Regions from separate parts of the Homo sapiens genome. Here all the other regions are linked to region 1. Evidence: chromatin contacts called from ENCODE Hi-C or POLR2A ChIA-PET data. All regions are on one chromosome and are shown on one strand. The core of a region is the stretch at or near the end of the contact, and the rest is flanking DNA. Distances in the headings are between cores, read along the strand shown.

The links. A loop is a pair of places that touch in the nucleus more often than their neighbours do. ChIA-PET counts read pairs that join two places held with the same protein, here RNA polymerase II (POLR2A). Pooled maps may share reads with other maps.
Region 2: a loop to region 1 is called in a pooled map, with 6 times the contacts of the local background. The contact joins the enhancer-like site here to the promoter of JDP2-AS1 in region 1. A Hi-C loop is called at or near these places in 2 of 37 single-sample maps with no recorded cell type and 3 of 50 pooled maps.
Region 3: a pooled map shows a loop between it and region 1 (6-fold over the local background). The contact joins the enhancer-like site here to the promoter of JDP2-AS1 in region 1. A Hi-C loop is called at or near these places in 2 of 50 pooled maps. POLR2A ChIA-PET finds 5 or more read pairs at or near these places in 2 of 52 experiments (Caco-2 and activated T-cell).
Region 4: a loop to region 1 is called in a pooled map, with 2.1 times the contacts of the local background. The contact joins the enhancer-like site here to the promoter of JDP2-AS1 in region 1. A Hi-C loop is called at or near these places in 1 of 50 pooled maps. POLR2A ChIA-PET finds 5 or more read pairs at or near these places in 2 of 52 experiments (PC-9 and activated T-cell).

What each region holds. Positions count from the first base shown.
Region 1 is chr14:75,426,103-75,429,012 of GRCh38, forward strand. JDP2-AS1 (JDP2 antisense RNA 1) reads right to left here and starts at 1,553. Exons shown (of 2, transcript NR_184172.1): 1 at 1,368-1,553; 2 at 1-609. It overlaps JDP2 (Jun dimerization protein 2), which reads left to right and starts at 1,920. Exons shown (of 4, transcript NM_001135048.2): 1 at 1,920-2,150. RefSeq lists enhancers at 689-788, 1,039-1,368, 1,389-1,448, 1,416-1,973 and silencers at 1,639-1,908, 2,159-2,338, 2,399-2,568.
Region 2 is chr14:74,938,535-74,941,444 of GRCh38, forward strand. No RefSeq gene overlaps it. Among named protein-coding and RNA genes, the nearest start is that of PGF, 16 kb to the right of the region's middle. Within about 2 kb of position 1,462, at least 11 of the 41 ENCODE cell types and tissues checked have a DNase peak (open chromatin) inside an H3K27ac peak, as active enhancers do.
Region 3 is chr14:75,876,103-75,879,012 of GRCh38, forward strand. The region is part of intron 29 of TTLL5 (tubulin tyrosine ligase like 5); the gene reads left to right. Among named protein-coding and RNA genes, the nearest start is that of TGFB3, 100 kb to the right of the region's middle. RefSeq lists a silencer at 1-4. Within about 2 kb of position 1,374, at least 10 of the 41 ENCODE cell types and tissues checked have a DNase peak (open chromatin) inside an H3K27ac peak, as active enhancers do.
Region 4 is chr14:75,822,087-75,824,996 of GRCh38, forward strand. The region is part of intron 28 of TTLL5 (tubulin tyrosine ligase like 5); the gene reads left to right. Among named protein-coding and RNA genes, the nearest start is that of TGFB3, 160 kb to the right of the region's middle. Within about 2 kb of position 1,410, at least 12 of the 41 ENCODE cell types and tissues checked have a DNase peak (open chromatin) inside an H3K27ac peak, as active enhancers do; they include PC-9, where a contact is called at or near this core.

The DNA of each region.
Region 1 (2,910 bases), core at 303-2,802:
CAAATAACAGAGAAGATCTAATGGAGATTATAGAGAGGTAGAGGGGACTAAAGGCCTCCCAAGTCACCCCTTGGTGCCACCCCTGTAACATATTTAATTTGTGGGGGAAGCAAAGGCCCAGTAGGACTGCTGGTGGCCCAGCCACAGTCCAAAACAGGCCCTAGAGAGGACGCGCTCTAACCACACACCCTAATTATTAGTCCCTGAATATAGATCAGTTTAGTTTATCCAAAGCCCCAGCTGAAGACACATCAAGTACTATTGCCTCTGTTCCATGTTTTGTTCCATATAAACATCCAGACACAGGTCTCATGGGAGAAACATCATGAGGCAGTTTCACAGTCCCTGGCTTTGATCTTTACGCTGTAGTAAAGGTGTCATTGGCCTTTCTGGGGCGAAGAGTCATGCTCTTCCACAAGAGTATCAAATTACTGCTCATTTTCCAATGTATATTCTTTCAGGGCCTTGCTTTCTTCTTACCTGCCCACACCAATGCTGTGAGGGAGACTGCTGATGGCGAAGGTGAAAATGGTCAGGCAATGTCATTGGGACTTGGTCTGTCTCTCCTTCCATTAGCCCACTTCTTTTATCCAGAAAGATTTCACTGCACTGGGGAAATAAGGAGAATAAAGTCTCATGCACTCACTCACATGAGAGAGACATGCATGTTCGGGTTTGCTCAATGGCACCCATCTGTCTCAAGTCTTGTTGTTTCTTTCACTCTGAGCATCTGCACTCCAAGAAGGCATGAACTTTTTCTTTCACTTCCTTTCTTCTATGGGTGATGACCTGACATCACTCTCAGAAGGAGGCCGAAAGTCGCTGAGTATAAAAATCGTCACTCCTATCTGGCTTAGGCAGAAGGTAGGGGGCTCGATGGGTACCCAGGAGCTCTGGAGGTAGGAGATGCCATCTAGGGAACCCCGTTCTACCTGAGGGCTCTGTGTCTCTGCCTTTGTATACTGGAGGGCACCATGGATGTCGCCTTCCCTCTGGAGTCCCCTTCACCATTTCCTCTCTAGAAGGATGGAAGGTGGGAGTGGGGTTGGCTATTGAAGCTGGAACGGGGAAGAAGGCCACTTGGGGTCTGCTGAGGGCTGGGTCTGCTCACTGCTGTGTCCGGAGTGGAAAGGAGAAGCCCGCTGGAGCAGGGTACAAGCCCAAGGGTCAAACTGCGCCAGCAGTAGAGCAAGCCGCGGTCTCAGGCTGCAGCCCTAGCAGAGGTCAGGCTGGTGCAGCCAGCCGTCTCGGGGCCTAAGGGCGCTGGCGGGGGCCGGTGGGTAGGGGTAGGAGTCCCCAAATGCCTTCATCTCAGCCCATCCTTCTCCACCGAAAAATAAAGCAGGCTGGCGAGATCGCCTCCTCACCCGCTCAGTCCTGAAGTGTCCAAGGATGAAACTGTGCGGAAATTCTCCCTGTCGCTCTCAGTTTGTGGGGGAAGCGCCGGGACTGAGGTACATGGTTAACACAGGCTGTGCGTGAAGGGGCTTTTGACTTTTCCCCCGGCTCCGGCCTCTCGCGTCTCTCTCCTAGGGCTGCGGCTGCTGCTGCCTGGCGGGCACAAGCCGGGCGGCGGTGCGCGGGGGGTGCGCTTACATAACCGCTCGCCGCGTCCTGCTTTCTCGAGCGCTCCTGCACCGTGGGGTGGCGGAGCCGGGGGACTGCATGGAACCCGGGACGCCCCCGCGGGGAGAGGAGCGCGAGCGGCCGCGGGAGGAGGGCGCCCAAGGCGGCGGGGGAGGTTAAGGTCAGTGGGTGTGAAGCGCCGGCTCCACACCCCCTCCTCCCCGGTCCCCTCCTTCCCTTCCTCTCCGTCCCCCTCTGACGTCTGGAGCTGGCAGCTCGGCCGGTTCCGCATTCCCGACCCCTCCCCGCCGCCCAGGGGCCGCTATATAGCCGGGGCTGATGCAACCCGTCCCGCCGCCCGCCACAGCCTGCGGGAGGGACGCTCGGCGGCCGCGACGGGGGGCGCTGGCGGCGGCGGACGCTGCAGCGGCGGCGGGGCTGGCGCCGCGGCGGCTCCCGGGCCGGGACAGGCCTGGGCACCGGGCGGAGCTCCGCGGCCGGGCGGCAGCGGCGCGGAGCGGGCACGGCGCCTGCAGCCGGGCCCCGGCCCCGGGGGCGCCGCCTCCCCCCGCACCTTCTGCACGGTGGGTGCGAGGGCGCGCGCTGGGGGCGCCGGGACGGGCGGGGCGGGGCAGGGCGCGGCGCGGGCACCTGGGACGGCCGCCCCCGCACGGGCGGAGCGCGAGGAGCCCCAGCCCAGCCCCGCGGGGAGGCTCCCGCAGCCCAGGGACCTCGAGCTTTCCCCGCGCCGGGCGCTGCAGCCGGGCCCCTCCCGCGAGGCGCCCGGCAGCCTGAGGCTTCCTTTTGGTTCCCGCCCCGGGACGGGAGGCTCCGTCCGCTCCCTGGACAGCCGGGGTGCTCCCTCCTTCTCCCTCCCGCGCTCTCCTCCCCCGTCCGTTTGCAGGGAGGTGCTCTCCTCGGGCGGCGGGGAAGGCGGGGTGAGTGGGGAGAAAAGTGCCCGCGGAGATGGGCTGTGCGGGTGGAGGTGGAGGGTGAAGGGCCAGGGAGGTGCGGGGTTGGGGTCGGGGTTAGATTGTGGAGGGATGACAAGGACCTCCTGGCAGTGAGGAAGCGCGACTCCCGGAGGACCCGGACCCGGAGGAGAGTATTGAGAAGGGCTCGGGATTTCCATCCAATGAAGGCAGCTTCTCTCATGGCCATTGCTTCGGAGCTCTGGGCTGGGAGGGGATCTAGGGGTGGCCGGGGTCCCCTTTGGGCTCTCCTGTCTCCCACGCCAGGTTATATAAGGAGGCAAGCAGGCTCCTGTAGGTAACCAGCCTCTCCCTTGCCCAGCCCAGCTTAGAAGGCTCTCCTCTGCTCCTCCCTTCAAAGGAGGTTGTCGAG
Region 2 (2,910 bases), core at 212-2,711, 490 kb before region 1:
AGGCCAATTCAGATTCAAACAGAGGGAAGACACTTCACCTCTTAAGAGGAGGAATGTAAAATAATTCAAGAGCATCTCTAATATGAGAGAACGCATTTTGGCAGCAAGACATTTTCTTATTAATGTATTTGTTTATATGGGTAACTTGCTTATTGAGCAAGTTTTTTTCCCCCTTCCATCATTGCTTCTAGATGAACTATGTTGGTTCTCCTTTTTCTGTCCCGTAACAGTATCTTGGGCAGATCTTCTAGTATTCCTGTTGCTTTAGCTTATTAAAGGCCCAGCCCCATCTAGGCTGGTCCATCTAACCAAGACTAACCATTTCCCTTCCCCAGGCAGGGTCTGGATTTGGCCCAGGGGAGTGGGGAGGGGTGTAGTTTGCCCCTGTACCCCCACTCCTCTCTCTCTCTCCTCCTCCTTTTCTCTCCCCTTTTCTCTTCTTTCACACAGATGGGGAGGGAGAGCTTTCAGGAAAGTCCCTGTCAGCTGTGGCCATTTCTTCTCTGGCTATGAATGTTCCCGGCATGATGGCGTTCAGATGCTAACTCTCTTGTGGGTTCACCACAGGGCCACCTCGCACCACTGTTCCCTGATGTGAGAGGTCCCTTCAGCTCTATATCTCTCACCCCACCACTCAGCCACTGCCCCAACCTCCACCCAACAGCCTACCGACTGTGGGTCTGCACAGCTGCAGGCCTCCCTCTTGGGAGGACATGGACAAGACAGCTCAAGGACATGCACCTTCCGCCATGTCCACCTGACCCATGGGCAACGACTGCTGGGTGCCCCAAGGAGTCCCTGCCCTGTCTGTCTCTGCCTCTTCAATCCTGCCCTCCCCCAACCTCCCTGTCCAGATGGCGCGTGGGCTGATCTCAACAGCAAATCCAGATCCAGGGAGAGGAGGGGAGGGAGTCAGCACCCCAGGACTCCAGTGACCCATCTCCCTCTCTCTTCCTTCCCCTGTCCTGGTCTTCTGCTTATGGAGACTGAGGAAGGGGGTGCTGGGAGATTTGGGGGCATAGCAGAATTGCTTTAACCATCTCTTAATAAATCCTGTAGGCAAATGGGCCTAGTCTCAAATGGTTCCTTTGTTTTAGAATATGGGGTACTCAAGGCCCTTTTTCCTTAGCTCTGAGTCCGGCCACCCATTCGAGCAGCAGAAAAGGCCCACCCAGTACCCTCTGGCACTAGAGCATGGGCTGTCTCTCCCCTCGCATGTGTGGTCCACGAGAGCAGGGTCCTGTGTGTCTGTCCCCACTGGATCCTGGATGCCTAGTCAGTGTCTAGGACACAGAGGGTGCTCCACAAATAGATGACAAGCAAATCCCTCTAGGACCTAAATGGCTGGAACGGCTGCCAATATAGTCAAGTAGGCCAGCTGGCTCCTTCCTACCCATTCCTGCTGCGAGGCTCCTGCCCACGGATGTGGAGTTTTGCTTCTGGCTTCCAGGAGCTTTTCTGGTTTCTGTCTTGCTCTCTACAGGGGTCACTGGCCTGGGTCGGGAGGCTGCCCGCCATGTGGGTGACCTTATGGAGCCAAAAGCCTTGAAGATGCTACCGGGCCTGGGTTGGGGTCCTCAGGGCTGAGCTAGAGGCCTGGCCAGTGGGAGGGGATGGGTGCTCTTCCCAGTTCACAGTGGGTCAAAGGCAACAGCTCAGAACAGCTGCAGCTAAAGAGAGGAGAGGCAGGAGAGGAAGTGCATTTCTTTGGCAAAGTATGTCTCCTGGGGCTGACTCACACCCGTCTATGACCACAGCCAGAAGCACATTCTGACCAGCGTGTCCTGCAGAGTCCCCAGGCCTCGGTGAACAGGGCACCAAGGACAGCTGCCTCAGCAGGGCCACCCCACTCCGCTGGACATCCCCAGCTCCCCTCAAAGCCCCAGGCAGGCCCCTGTGCCCCTGGGTCCCTGTGGGTTTCTCCTCAGCAGCCTCAAATGAGGAAGTGAGGCTGAGGAGAGAATGGGGGAACTTCTCTTCCCCCAATACATATAGCAGCATATAACATCAAAGACACAGACACACAGACACACACACACACACACACACACACACACACACACACACACACCCCTTGCAGGTCAGAAGCAGAGTGGAGTTTGATAGTAAGTGGTTTGGATTAAAAAAAAAATAGGCCTGGCATGGTGGCTCATGCCTGTCATCCCAGCACTTTGGGAGGCTGAGGCGGGTGGATCACTTGAGGTCAGGAGTTCAAGACCAGCTTGGTCAACATGGTGAAACCCTGTCTCTACTAAAAATACAAAAATTAGCCGGGCATGGTGGCGCACGCCTGTAATCCCAGCTACTCAGAAGGCTGAGGCAGGAGAATCGCTTGAACCTGGGAGGTGGAGGTTGCAGTGAGCCGAGATTGTGGCACTGCACTCCAGCCTGGGCGACAGAAGGAGACTCCGTCTCAAAAAAAAAACCATTAAAAAATAATAAGAAGATTTATTTTTTTCCTGCCAAAGCACTGAGGAGGAAGACGGAAGGAACTGGGGGGTAAAAGGCAGAGAAATCCGGGCAGCATCTGCTGGTCCTTGCGTCTGTTCAGCAGCCCGAGCAGGCTATACGTGCTGCCGTTCAGCGCCCTGAGACCCAGCCCAGGATGTCTATCAGGAGGGCCGGAGGAGTTCGGGAGTCCTTGCGGCACTGGGCTGGGGCAGCCCTAAGCCCTGGGAGAGGAGGAGATTGTGCTCTTGATGCTGTTAAAAAGTGGCTGGGACCAGCCTCTCCTCAACTTTGGAAACAAAACTACATCTTGGGAGCTCCTCGTTAGGGAAGGGGCGACCCCAGGGTGCTGTAGAAGCAGGTTGGGCGACCTCCGGGGCAGCCTTGAAGTGGCCTCCACAGGAACAGTCTCCAGTGACCACCCAGGGCCACCGAGACTTGAGCCTGGGCCCCAGTAGAAAT
Region 3 (2,910 bases), core at 124-2,623, 450 kb after region 1:
CTAGATGAAGGTGTGGCTGCTAATAAGGGAAGGTCACCCATGTGATGTCTTAGGGCAAGGTGGTTTCACTGGCTTTTGTGGTCATGAACTGCAGCCCTAGTCTTAGCCAGCTGTGTCATAGCTACACTGTGCTGGTCAGGTCACACACTAGTCCAAGCTCAGTTTTGAGTATATGTGAATATCTAGTTGTAATTATCTTCATTGCTTCTTAAATGTTGGCAAGTACAGTTAATTTAGGGACTCTCTGAAGAATCACACTGATCTCAATTGGTTAGTGAACAATAGTTTCGAAATTTTTCTGTCCAGGTAAGCATCTGTCTTTGTATCCTTTAGAGTAGGTCATTTGAGGTAGTAAGAACCTCCTTTCCTACTCACTGAAGGAGGGGGAGCTTCGTAATTGGTTTTAGAAATGAGAGGATATGTTGGAAGGCTTCCGACACCTTTGACAGCTCCATATCCTGTCTCAGGTATTTGTGTGCTTGGTCTCTCTATATGAAGAGGAGCAACTTCTGGATTGCTGTCCCATTCCTATTGGAGTCGTAGTACTGCCCAGTGCTTTATAGCAGCACCAGAAAAGTTGTACTGTTTCTCTTGCTCAGCACCCAGTCTTGTCCCAGCCGACAAACACTGTGAATGGAAGACAGCCAAGAACTCCATACAGTGTGAGACAAAGGCCTTTTGGAAGCTTACTTTTGCCAAAATAGAAACAGTTACTCTCACTCTCACCTTGGCTGCAAGGTTTTTACAGCATCACAGGGTTGCATAAAAGTCTGGATGTGTTCTTTGCTCTGAACAGTCTTGGCCTGATTCTAGGAAGGTGAGTGATTAGTAACTTACATGCTCAAGAAAATGTACCTTCTCAATAGTTTAGCTTCCAGAGGGAAACGGACAAGAAATGTCTTTGCATATGTCATGGGAATTTTATCCAAATTGGGACACAATCTAATGTGGGGAGAATACTGCATAGAAATGTTTGCTTGTCTTAAATTAGAGTACAAGGGTCACAAAGAGACATTAACCTACTCAAATAGAGAGTAGCGTTTGCCTACTTTATCCCCCTTCATTCTCAAAAAATGAATTTACAGAATTATTTCACTACAAAGAGGCATCCAGCTCTGCTCCATCACCAGGAAGCCTGAGTGAAGGCTAAAAGGAGTGTTTTTCTGGAAGGAATTAAAAAAAGAAAAAAGTCCTCCCAGAATTTAATCTCTAAACAGTATTATCTTTCTAGTAAGAGAGCCCAGATCTTGCTTCCCTGGAACCTTCCAAGTTGCAGTCTGTGTTCTGTCTATCAGAAATTTTTCCTTCCCACCCATGAGCACCCTTCTGTTGTGGGAGAAGGAGGGCCTTTCCAGTCTTTTGCCTGGGGCCAAGCCAACCCTCAAACTGTGGTTTTTCTCTGAGTCTTCTTGCTGTAGTATGGCTGTTTCCCACACCCAGCAAAGAAACAAGAGTCATGTATATGCTGAGTGTATGTTGACTAGGTCTTGAGTGGAGGCCAGTGCTTACACAGCTCTCTCATTCCCAGGACATTGACTAATGATGGTGCAGCTCCTATGCCTGTGTTGTTAATATTGTATATCGAAACCTCATGTTTCTTACAAATTATTAGAGAGAACTTCATCTAATTCTTCTGTCCTTTTATGAATGAATATCAGGACAGAACAATTCACATGATGGAGCAGTTCAGTTGGTGGGGCTGTAGGATTGGGGCCAGTACAGGACTCTCAGGGTGCCTGGAGAGGCTGATTTCTGCTGCTAGTTTACACACAACCATTTATATGTCTGCTTTTAACATTGTCTGAGTGTGTTCCTGGGTTTCTTCTTATCAGGTTTGATTGCTTTAATCCCATCCCACTTAGCCTTGGCTTTGGTGAAACACCTGGGGACTTGTCTACATTACCGACTCTTTGGAGTTTCAGATGGCATGCAATTATAATCATTTCATTATCCGTTCAGTGTATTACAGTATAATCACCAAACCACAAGTCGCAACCTAGAGGCCTTTTACTGTATTTGGAAAGAGTGTCTGCCTTCTGTTGTTGTATTGAGGCTTAGGCAAGCTTGAATCTGTGGTAGATTGAGAATTATTTCTAGTATCAGTTAAGATTCCGTTTGGCTGCTTATAACAGAACCCTCTCTACCACCAATAGTTTAATTAAGTTAAAAGGGTTTTTTTCCCACATAGTTAGAAATCTAGAGATAGGCTCTTGCAGACTTCATGGTGCCATCAGAAACCCATGCTCCTTCTGTCTTTATTCTCTGCAATCCTTAGCAAATAACTTTTACCCTATGCCTATCCACCTCTTGCTAGATTCCATGCTGTAGGTGGGAAGAAGAACAGGGAACATGAAAGGGCATAAGGTGTGCACCAGCCGAGTCTGCCCATTTAAAGAGCTTTCCCAAAAACTGCACCCAGAAACTTCTGTTTCCATCTCATTGTCCAGAACATATGGCATGTGTTATCCCTAGGTAAAAGAGAGGTTTAGAAATGTATTTTCTTTAGCTGGGCAAACATTATGACCCAAACAAAGTCAGAGTAGTAATATTAAGAAGAAAGGGAGAAGCGATTTTATCTAGGCAAGTGGCAGTCTCCTAGGCAGTAAGTTCTCCTAAATTATTTTATTTTATTGTTTGAAGTGAAAACTAATCTTATATAAAACATCAGTATCTAAGGTCCTACCATAAATTTTGCATTTAGGAAGGTGTGAAGTTATTTTTGTTTGAGATCTGCAGAAGGGCTGACATATTTTGTGTCTGAGTATGAGTTGGACACAAATAACACACTAGGCACTGTTTAAAGTCCAGAAAATGGTCCTTTTACAAGATTACATCTGGATATAAATACACATTTGCCTATTTTGTTGTGTAGGAATTTAGTTTTTGCTAAAAAAAAGATGAATAGTTGGG
Region 4 (2,910 bases), core at 160-2,659, 400 kb after region 1:
GTCTTTCCAGACTTGGCTGTGATATAGGCCGCAGCCAGACCTGCAGCATACAACCTGCACAGCCCAATGTCCTGGTTTCCATTTATACCTGGTAAGTCACTGTTTTGTGGATATTTAGTCTCTTGTTGTTCCTCCTTTAGTCGTAAGGATGACTAAGTTTAATGAATACAGGATTTGTAGCTTAGAGATCTGAGTTTTATTACTGGTTTGACATTAAGTGACCCTAAGCTATTCATTTAATCTTTTTATTGGGTAAGCATACTTACATATGAAGTGGCCTGTTTTGAGAGCTTTTAGATTGCCTTTAAAGCACTTTGATCTCCCTGGAAGTAGGTGCTAGGTAAATAAAAGTTACTCTCAATAGTTTTTCTACAGTAGCAACAGTGGATTCCAGTTTAGTTCTGATAATTCACTAAACTAGGGGCTGCCTTGTAAACTGTAATAAAATGTAAAGAGAATCCCATTGCTAGCTGTACTTTTCATCTCTGCATGTCAGAGAATTCACTGACTTGGTAGCCACAGGAATGAAAACTGGTGACTCACAAGAACTCTGCAAATGGTGTTATTTTTCATTTCCCTATGGTGTTGCTATTGTTCCCAATTTTATGGATCACACAAGTTTTCATCAAACGACCTTGTTCTCCCGCTGTTTTGACATCACCCCAAATGTAGCCTCAGGGTTGTCGTCTCCCATTGGGTCAGTGTAAGCTCAGCCCAGCGCCTCAAATCCCTTGGTTCCTTTGGTCTGTCTGGAGTCCTATTCAGGCTTTGTTGTGGGAGAAGAAGGCAAAGAGCCCACGACTTGCCCAGACAGTCTGAGGCCTGGCCATGTAGCTTGCAGTTCCCTAGACACTCTGGAGTTGGACTTGGCCAGCCATCCCTCTGTTGTTACTTTTCAGAGGTAATAAGTGAGATTAATTGCAGGCCATTCTCCGGAAGAGAAAGTAGTTAGAGCCAAATACAGTCACATGTTTAGAAGCCTGAGGTGTGCCTCCAAGCAAGGCCGACTTAGAATTATACAGTAGGGACTCCAGGATGCAGGTACCAAGTGTTTATGACCTCTCTCTTCCTTAAAGTGATGTTTTCAGTTTCTAGGTGCTGATACGTGGGTGTGTTAACTTTTCTTTAGCCAATGAGAAAGATTAGATTTTTCAAGCTGCCTTTTAATTATCCATTTTTGGGGTACATGGGAAGTCATTAGGAGCTGAAAGTTGATGTGCAGAGCCATCTCATCATTACTGCCAGCCTTCCATGGAATTGGACTGCATCAGGGAGGATTTTCTAGGTGTGGAGCACTCAGTGGGTTCTTAGTGCGTTTTTCTTTGTGAGACATGGAAGGGTTACTGTAAAGTCTTGGCTGCTGCTTGGAATGATTTGGGAAGAACAGGGCCTCAGACAGCTTGGCAGGAACCTGAGGCCCTGTTTTTTTCCAGTCCAGCCCTTCCTTGTGGATCGAGCTGTCAGGGAATCCCACGAATGTCTGGCTCCTGCCCCTTTGTATGTTTTTCCAGCATTTGTCATTGAATTATTTTTATCCACCTCTGGCTTTTTCACACATGCATCCTGGGCATTTGTCTGTTCCTCGATATGAAAGATGGGAGAATTTGCAGAAAGAGCACAGCTGTGAGTTTGTTCCTACTTTTTTGTGATAGGACAAGACATTGTGGGCATGGGCTGCTCCACCTGGCCAGCTCCCATTGTCTAGAGAACATCTGTATGAACTTGAAATGCCACCGAGGAGTGGGAAATCTTGAGAAGTTGGAACCATTTTCGATGTCACCCTGTCCTTCTGCCCTCTTATTCAACAATAGATTATAAATAGCTTGGTATTCTGCTTTGCGTAATTTTAAGGTACACATTTTTCAGAGATTCTGATTCTAGTTTAGTTAATAATACTTTCCTCCCTTCTTTTAGATTATTCTTAGAAATGTTGCTGGAGATTCAGGTCTCTAACTTCTCATCTTTTCATTCTCAGTCAGTCCTCAGAAATACTGAATTTGTTAATTTCCTTTAAAAATATGTCTTATGCATTTTCTATATGTCAGGCATTGTGTTAGTTGCTGGGGAGGAGCAGTAAATAAAACAGAATGGTTCCCAATCTCAAAATTTACTCTCTAGGGTATATCTTCCATGTTCTCAGCACAGTATTGGGTGCTGGGTAGGGCCTAAAAGACTTTTGAAGACATAATGTTTGATCACTAAGAGGCTACTGTCTGGCAGGGAAAGGGAGTGTATACACATGAAACAATCAGAGCAGTGGCAGGGGGCATATGACAAAGATCTGAATTTTATGGGATAGACAATTTGAAGAAAGGGTGTCAAGAAGGGCATGTAAGGAGTCAGTCCTGTCCCGGATGAACCTTGAGGGTCGTATGCTCAGTGAAGCCAGCCAGTCACAAAAGGACAAATCCATTCATACGAAACATCTAAAGTAGTCAAAATCATAGAAACAGAAAGTAGAAAGGTGGTTGCCAAGGGCTGGGGGAAGAGGGGAGGGGGAATTAGTGTTTAATGGGTATAGAGTTTCAGCTGTGAAAGATGAAAATGTTCTAGAAATCTGTTGCAGAATGATGTGAATGCACTTAACACTCCTGAACTATACATGTAAAAATGGTTAAGATGGTACATTTAAAATTATGTGTTTTTTTTTTTTTTTTAAACAAAGAAGAGTATGTAAGGATTTAAGAGAGCTCCATAGTTCCACAAAAATTACTTAGTGGCCAAATGGCAAGGTTTTGTTTTTATCCTCTGCCTCTGTTATAAGGGAATTATTCTGAACATAGTCCTTTAAATACTTCTCTTTCTTGAAAAGCATGTTACCTTTATAGGAAATGGGCCCAGCAATTTCTGTTAGGAAGATGGCATAGTATGGTGGGAAGAGAAGGGACTTTAGAGTCAGACAGACCTAGG